Linked DNA regions of Homo sapiens: region 2 is linked to region 1. The links are chromatin loops, found by intact Hi-C in ENCODE. Cell type or tissue: PC-3. All regions are shown on one strand. Links, peaks and the distances in the headings refer to the core of each region. The heading gives the core; the rest is flanking DNA.

The links. Hi-C counts contacts between places; a loop is a spot of excess contacts. Peaks named below come from ENCODE experiments on the same cell type or tissue, not always from the same donor. Only the 100,000 strongest peaks of a DNase experiment are listed, where the experiment ranks them.
Region 2: it touches region 1 in a loop (8-fold over the local background); 3 of 110 quality-filtered maps call a loop at or near these places.

The regions. Positions count from the first base shown.
Region 1 is chr7:148,082,040-148,086,649 of GRCh38, forward strand. All of the region lies in intron 15 of CNTNAP2 (contactin associated protein 2), which reads left to right. Among named protein-coding and RNA genes, the nearest start is that of C7orf33, 510 kb to the right of the region's middle. In PC-3, for the core only: a CTCF peak has its summit at 2,195 (motif pointing left); a DNase peak (open chromatin) is centred at 2,212.
Region 2 is chr7:146,117,466-146,121,629 of GRCh38, forward strand. All of the region lies in intron 1 of CNTNAP2 (contactin associated protein 2), which reads left to right. Among named protein-coding and RNA genes, the nearest start is that of CNTNAP2, 2.7 kb to the left of the region's middle. In PC-3, for the core only: a CTCF peak has its summit at 1,702; no DNase peak of the experiment used is centred there; H3K27me3 peaks cover 336 bases.

The DNA.
Region 1 (4,610 bases), core at 1,029-3,528:
GGGCTCAAGGGATTCTCCTGCCTTGGCCTCCCAAAGCACTGGGATTACAGGTGGGAGTCATCAGGCCGGCTTTTAAAGAAGGGCATTGCAGTAGGAATAGAATGAAAGGAAGAGATGAATGAATGGAAGAGATATATGAGCCATTTCAAAATAAGAATCACAACAGTGGAACTGAGTGGCTGTGGATAAAAGCTAAAAGGGTTAAGTCAGGGTTGGGACCAACAGAACTAGAACAATACTTGTATTTTGGCCCAGATGACAAGGGCTGAAGGGCATCCAGTGAACACCCAGAAACTGAGGACGCTAGACTGAAGCCCAGGGGAAAATCCAAGCTAGTGAGGTTTTTCTCTTATGAGTTATGGGAGGAGCAACTTGGAGGGAACACTTATTGATTGCATCTCTTGTAATATCCACAGCAAAGGCATATGAGGCGAGGCTAGGGAAGGAGATAGAGGAGGAGTGTGGTCAGAGACGCAAAAGGCATCAAATAAAGCTGATGTGGAAGAGAACCAGGACGCTCATTGTGGTATGAAAGTCAAGAGAGAGAGCTTCAGGGAGGTGGGGGATTCGCAGGTTTAAGGAGAAAGCAAAGAGAATGAGGACCAAGGAAAGGCCATTGGATTTGAAGTTTGAGATTTTCTTTCTTTTTTTTTGTTTTGTGACAGAGTCTCACTCTGTCACCAGCGTGGAGTGCAATGGCACCATCTCAGCTTATTGCAACCTCCACCTCCTGCGTTCAAGCAATTCTCCTGCCTCAGCCTCCCAAATAGCTGGGACTACAGGTGTGTGCCACCACGCCCAGCTAATTTTTGTATTTTTAGTAGAGATGAGGTTTCACCATGTTGGCCAGGCTGGTGTCGATCTCTTGACCTCGTGATCCACCTGCCTCTGCCTCCCAAAGTGCTGAGATTACAGGCGTGACCCACTGCACCCGGCCTGAACTTTGGGATTCTCTTGGTGGTTGTAGAGAATGCACTTCATTAGCTTTAGATTCTGGGACAGTCACATTATAAAAGACAAGGGGAAATAAAGAGGGTATACAGGACACTGGTGTATACTGTCCACTCCAGATCAGTGGATGAAGAGGATCTGCACCCTAAGGGGACAGCAGATTTATCCCATTGCTTTGTTGTGTTGCTTTGTCGAGATGGGAGATACCTGAAAGCAGAAGGAAAGCAACATAGGAAGACGCTCAAAAATAATGATTTTCTTAAATGCACATGATAATTTATGGCTGACACTGACATTTTCTCAGTTACCTTTCATAATAACATTAGAGAAATGACATAAGGTTGCAGAGTGGGGGGCAGTGGGTTTCTTCTGACTCCACTTCGGTTCCCTTCATAGCATGAACACATTTGTAAGGGAGAAAACGAGGCAGGAATGATGCACATTCCGAGGGTGGGAGTGAAGAATTAGGAGTCACAGGTAGGTTAGCATGTGGAAGAGAAGGTGACTGAAACCAGAGGCAGAGAGGAGAAAGTGGACTGAGATTTACATGTTTTACTCCCTGAAGAGACTAGCAGTCCCTATTTCCACCAAGGGCAGAAACATTCAAACATTCTGCATACCTTTCCTTTTATGCATGAAATAAAATACTGGCATTTGAAGGAAGAGGTTGATAATGTTTATTTCTTAGAACATTCAAGCTTGGCAGTTATGTGACTTATCTCTAGAGCCTCTCAGAAGTCTCTGGGGACGCAGGAGTCTTTGGAGACTCACACTTTCTGCAAAAGTGCAGAAAGAAATACAATTACTTAATGAATACCTACTGTGTACTCAGCAAATCCTTTATCTGTCACTTGTGTTAATTTCTAGAAATTACATAACTAAGAGTCTCCATGAATTGCACTTGTTTTCTTAAGAGGGAAAGAGAAAAAAATACCTTCTTTCCTTACCATTTAAGCCAGTGCTTTTTAAACCAGGATCTGACACTCCGTAGGTGACCATAGATGTAGTATCACAGATCCGTCTGTTTCCAAAATGTTACATTCTGATTTTAAGATCCCCTGAAAGTTGAAATTTCTCTTTTGCTGCAACAACTCACACTTGAGAAAAATTTTCACAGGAGACTTTATTTTCTTAAAGCAGAGTTTGTTAATATGAATTCTCACAGGACTGTGGCAATTCATTTTTCTTTTAATGCGTTCATTACTCTAGACCAAGACATCAATTTTTGTGCAAACCTTGTTTCCTGCTGCCACCTGGTGGAAGCCACATAAGAGTTTTACAGAGGCTTTGGTGGTGCTAGGAGAGGGGCCAGGGCTCTTCCTCAGTCACAGAATCCCACACAGTGATCAAAGAGCAGATCTTTCTATTAAACTCCCTGGCAGCAAAACAGTAGAGGCTTGGCTCTCTGCCCCGGGACTGTGCAGAATGTCACAGGTCGGAAGCCCAGAGCATTTTTCTCTTCTTTTATCTTTAGACTCTTGTGGCTCTCAGACCTTGAATATAATTCTTTGCTGAAAATTCTTTAAAATCATTATCTTTTCTTTCTTCCTTTTTTCTTTCTTTCTTTTTTCTTTCCTCTTTTTTGCTATGCTAGACAGGAAGAAAGAAGGGAATGGCATTTTAATGTAAAGAAGATTGCACTGAAATTATATTACTTGCTTAATTGTATTAATTCACTGCAATAACAATTTAATAATATGACAGGTCATTTACATGCTAATCATTTGGGTCTCTTGTCCAGAGAAATCATGAGGAAGGGCTGGGAAGTGCTCTTATTATGATCAAAATAATCCACACTCTCCTAGAGGAGTGCATAGGTATAGAACTGACATTGTTTGTTTAATAAAGTTTCATTCAAGGCAATTTGGCTGGTTCTTTTATCAAGTGTAATGGGAAAACAAGCCAGTCCTGATGTTAAACACTCCAATGATCCCTCAAGCTTTTTATTCTGTAATAAGTTTTACAGCATTATGTGTTACCCACGACAGTCATTTAGTCGGTCAATTTCAGGCTAGTGATAAAAGTTTGAGTAATGGGAAAGCTGTGTTGATGTTCCATATTCTTTGTGAGATGTCTATGAATTAATGCTCCCAGGTACACACTCAATTTATATTTAACAGCCATTACTAAATGTAATATCTAAGTAAAACCCAGTTATGACCTATATATATGGAAAACTAATTAAAGCTGTTGGAAACAACCTATTTCCCTTTGGATTATTTATGTAAATACATCGAGGTCTAAAAATTCAGTACAAGTCAGATGTGTTCCTGCCTAGGGCTATTATATAAAGCTCAGAAAATTTTATGAGAAAAATGATGATTCTTAAGGATTGAGCTTCAAATGTGAATTTTTCTATTTTATAAGGATATAGCTTGGGTTGTTAAGCATCAACATAGCTTTTCAAAATAGTTTTTTATTCTCACAAGTTTAAAGGCCTTGTAAAATCTCTTCTATTAAATATACATATATACATACATATTACATATACACCAATTGACTAACCCCTCTAAGTGCTGTATCTGAACTAATTTTAAAAGAATACCCGTGTTTTTCAGCTCCCAAATTGAAAAGATTATTAGTTAGTACCGTGATTTCTGAACTTTTAATCAAATTTTCATTCATTTTATAATTTTGAAATTTTGACAATCTGAGAATCTTCTATGATTAAATATATTCTTTCTTCCTTTCTTTTTTCTCTTTCCCTTCCTTCCTTCCTTCCTTCCTTCCTTCCCTCCTTCCTTCCTGTCAGTCTGTCTTGCTCTGTTGCCCAGGCTGGAGTGCAGTGGCATGAACATGGCACACTTCAGCCTCGAACTCCTGGGTGATCCTCCCACCTTGGCCTCCCAAGTGTTGGGATAGCAGGTGTGAGCCACCAAGCCTGGCCTTATAACCAATTAAATGAAGGAAATGATACTATGACACAGACAACCATTTTTCAATCAAGTTATTCTGCCATATTAAATTTTCAGTCACCTTTCTATTGCATTTATTGAATTTCTACTTTTTACCAGTTCTAAGCCTAGATCTGTCTCTCTTAAATTATTAAATGTCTTATTTTCTTATGAAACAACCTTCAGATGTAATACACAGAAGAAAAAGGAGTCTCAGGAAGTTTAGTTTGCCCAACTAGAAATTGAGCACAATTACTTGGTGTGTTGAGGGGGATTTGAAACTATGTCCTTATGATAATTGATAGTTATGATAATTGATGACAAAGGGGTTTTAGAAAGACCTCTTTTGCTTTTAGAAACACTTCTCTTTGCACTTTCTTTAATGCCCATTTTTTAGTTTTATGAATTAAATAATATACATTTATTTAAACAAAAGTATCAACATTTCTCAAGTATCTATAGGTTACTTATCTACTCAATGCAACTAACAATCAAAAACTAGTGCTCCAACAAATTAAATTTTCCAAACACTGAAATATTGATCACAATGTCTCTAAGCATTTCATTGAAATAAAAATTTTGATGTATCTAATTTTCCTAAATATTTTAAATGCATTTCAATATGCAAAACTCTCACAAAATTGTTGTAAATACAAAGGTAATCAGTATTTTTAGATTAAAATCAGTTATAAATGTGCTAATATAGTGAATGTGACCCTTGTCCGGACTCACATTTTTCTTCTTAGTCTTTTCCTGGGTTATATT
Region 2 (4,164 bases), core at 475-2,974, 2.0 Mb before region 1:
AAAGTTAATGCCCATTTAGTACTTGCTTATTAAAATGGAAGGCAGCGAAATTGTAACTGAAATTGCTTTAATTCTTTGATACTTTGATATCATGGATATGACTGATGCAGTACGGTACTTGGGACACTCAGTGCAAAGCGTCGTTAATGTAGTAATAAACAGATTCTTAATAGGGTTTTCAGGAAAATAATTATATTCAATATGTATATCTCTGCATTTTAATCAACTGTGTGTGTGTGTTTGTGTGTGTGTGTGTTTAAGACTGCCCCTGTTTTCATGAGGTTTAGAAAGAAATGGAAGATTCTGGCCCATTTTCTGCATTCCTTTAGAAGTGCATACTGTGCATGTAGAGAGGAAATGCATGATTGTTCCTTTGGTTCAGAAAGAGTTAAACACTAGAAAGACTGCCTATAGGAATCTTAGGATAATATTCATAAGCGCATACTAGTTTCTGAGAATGAGTAAGTTGATAAAGAATTATCGTGGAGATTTCAGAGTTTAAAAGGAAGATTTTTTTGTCCATTTAGGAAAAGAAAAGTTTAATATTTTCCAGAATTCGTCATATGCGAAGTAGTCTTTGTTTCTAAGATTTTGGGATGTATTAATGCATCTTTGTTAATAATGATCTTATTGTAGTGGTAAATATCAACAGGAATAGCATTGAAAAAGGACATTATAAGTTGTAATAAGGAATCTACTATATAATATCCGGTTATGAGCCAGTATTACTGTTTTGACATATCTTCCTAAGTACAGTATTAGCTTTTCTTTTCCCACAATGTGTAAAGATAAGGAGATAAACTAACTGGCAATCTAAGTTTGTAATGAACTTGAAAACATTGTATAGCATTTTTTATAACACAAGTTAAATCACAAAGAGTTAAATATTGTTAATATTTATGTCAATTTTATAAATTTAAACAAATTTTGGGGATATAATGCTTGCTGTTGATATTTACACAAATATGTAACTCTATCACTGGGAAACTAGTTTGATGAAATTTCTGTTTCCATTTCAAGGTCTGGTTGTATAGAATTTCCTGCCACTTTTCCTGGAAAATAAACTCCTCATATATTAAATTTATTATATTCACTGATTGAAGGTCCTCATATCCAGGGTTTTTCCTGGGTTCTGTGTTCCATCATTCTGTATACTTTAATTTTGATGGGTCCATCTGAAACATCTGCCATGAGTAGCAAATGGAACACTGGCAGCCCTTGGGTTAATGCATTTTAAGATAAAAAAGTTGTTATTTCATAAATATTTTCTGAGTTTTCAACTTTATAGTTAGAATTTGAAGACAGAGAACATAGAAACAATTACTTTTAAGATGGTTAATAGTTATGGCCATTAAGATTTTTTATTAACTTGGCTTTCATTCTCTATTGTTTAAAAATGTGTAATGGCTTAATTAAGGTGGCTTTTTATTTCGTTTGAATTTAAACTGTGTGACCAAAATGCAAAGTTGCCCTATATCCTGGAAATGAATTAAATAATAAGGATGCTACAGAACTTTATTGATTAGAATGAGTTTCATGGATTCAGTACTTTAAATATCAACTGTACTTTACATTAATGAACATTTTTATTTACATTATATATAGCTCTGAAGAAAAGTATGATAGTTATATTCTTAATATAAAACATTCAAAGGAGAAAAAGATGGAAACTACATGAATCTAAGATAATGAGCAACTCAACCAGGAGAGGTCATCACAAGACAAAAAGTAGCATGAAAATCTAAAACTATCATTTTTCTTTGGTACACATTTTTAAAATGTGATGAGTATGCTAAAACTTTCTGTTCCTAAATACCTTTTTAATATGAGGGACAGAAGATGTTTATTTCACAACAACTGCATTTCAAATATGTATTTGCTTATGACTTATTTCTTTTTCTCTGTCGACAGACATATAAAAACTGTTAATACTATGTGTTGTACAAGCAGACTAGAATAAACTTGAAAACAAAGCTCATCACTATGGTTATGTAAAAATATAATCTAATTTCTTTGCAGATAGCGAAAATGAACTGCTGCTGAGCTGATGTAACAAATCGTGTATCTTCCCTTCCTGTAAATGTAGATACACGGGACACACGTGGGAAGTTTAAAGAAAATATTTCACTCTTAGGGAGTTGCATTTATTTGAACATATTATAAAGACCTTGATGGTGCAGTTCTAAATGATGAGGAGATTAAGCTAGCGCTTAATAAATTCACTTTTTAGAGTTAACTGAATTTTCACTTAAATAAATGATCTCTCATAAAGGCCAATTTACATCATTTAGTAGAACTATTAACCTATAATTTCATTGACCAACACATTTGGGAAATGTGTTTTGAATTAATTCACATATTCTCTAACAAATACGATTTTATACGTGTATATATACACACACATGAATATATATGTGTATAAATATATATGTATTTGTTCATATGTTTTATAAAAACATTTGAATACATGTTATAAAGTACATAGATACATATTTAATATAGCACATATATTAAGTATTATATGTAAAAATGTGTATATTTATATATTTTCTAAAACACCATTCAAGGAATTTAAGTTGTTTACAAGTTTATAGAAAGGTCTTTTTCCAGTGCAATTATTTTAAGTAACTAACGCAACAATATTAAGCAATAGTATATTAGTCTATTTTCTCTTCCTCAATTCATATACTTCTCCCAAAATGGTGTATTTTAAATGTAAAATATGTAAATGCATATAAAAGCAAATACTGCTGGTTTATAGAGACCTTGAACATAATAATGAACTTGTCTTAATGAAAACAATTTAAACTTAAAAGGAGCTTTAGGCAAGCAAAATTCATTGGTTGATAAAGCATAGCACATTATTTGCTTAATGCAACTAATAATTATTAACTAATTGGAGAGAAATGTATAATCTCGATTTTATTATAGGCACGGATATTCAGGAAGTAAGAATCATTGTTCAAATTTTACTCTTTACCATCAATATATGGCAAAATTGGGCAAAAAAATTAATCCACAAATTTAATTTAGGTCTTATTAACCTTTATGCAGTTATAAACCTACAACGTATCATTTTAGATGATATCAAAGTTGTTTGGTGCATATCATATTTTAAATCTTACAGTTATGTGCCCCATAATGACATTTCAGTTCAATGATGGACCACGTGTATGTTGGTGGTTCCATAAAATTATAATGGAGCTGTCATATATAGGTGTGCCATTTTTCATCTTGTATATTATATTTTTACTGTATCTTTTCCATGTTTAAGTATGATGAGATACACAAAGAGGCATTGTGTTATAATTGCCTATAGTATTCAGTGTAATAACATGCAGTACAGGTTTGTAGCCCAGAAGCAACAACCCATACCAAATAGTCTATGCTATGTGTGTAGTAGGCTACACTGTCTAGGTTTGTGAGTGTGTACTCTATGATGTTGGCACAAAGACAAAATTGCCTAAGGATACATTTCTCAAAATATATCCTTATTGTTAGGAAATGCATGATGATATATGTTTTTTGTCTATTTTAAGTGGGAAAACCTTTCAAGTTCTATAATTTCTTTGAGATTTAATTCACTGTTCCTTATTAGTAAATTCTTCTAGACAAAAACTTACTCAAATGTCTTAAAGTTTACATAAAGCTTCCTTTTTTTTTTTTTTTTTTTTTTTTTTTGAGACGGAGTCTTGCTCTGTCGCCCAGGCTGGAGTGCAGTGGCCCGATCTCAGTTCACTGCAAGCTCCGCCTCCTGGGTTCACGCCATTCTCCTGCCTCAGCCTCCCGAGTAGCTGGGACTACAGGCGCCCACCACCATGCCCGGCTAATTTTTAGTCTTGTGAATCTTTTTTATGATTGAAAGAGAAGAAATGTGACATGTCTACACATGTCATCTGTTTTTAAAAAGTAGATTTTTGTATTTGTTGTAAATGGTATACAGAATCAGGAGAGAATCTAGGCTCAGAAATTCTTAATTCAAATGTGCTTTTCTTTAAAATATTAAACATATGGAGATCCAACTTGTGCAAGTTGTCTGTTTAGTGATTGATGTCAGTGGGATGAAGAAATAAAACATGTACTTTAAAGATTTTCCCATCTCTAGTCCTGATTTGTGAAGTGCTTTACTTTATCATTTTTTACTACTTGCAAAGTTATAAAACA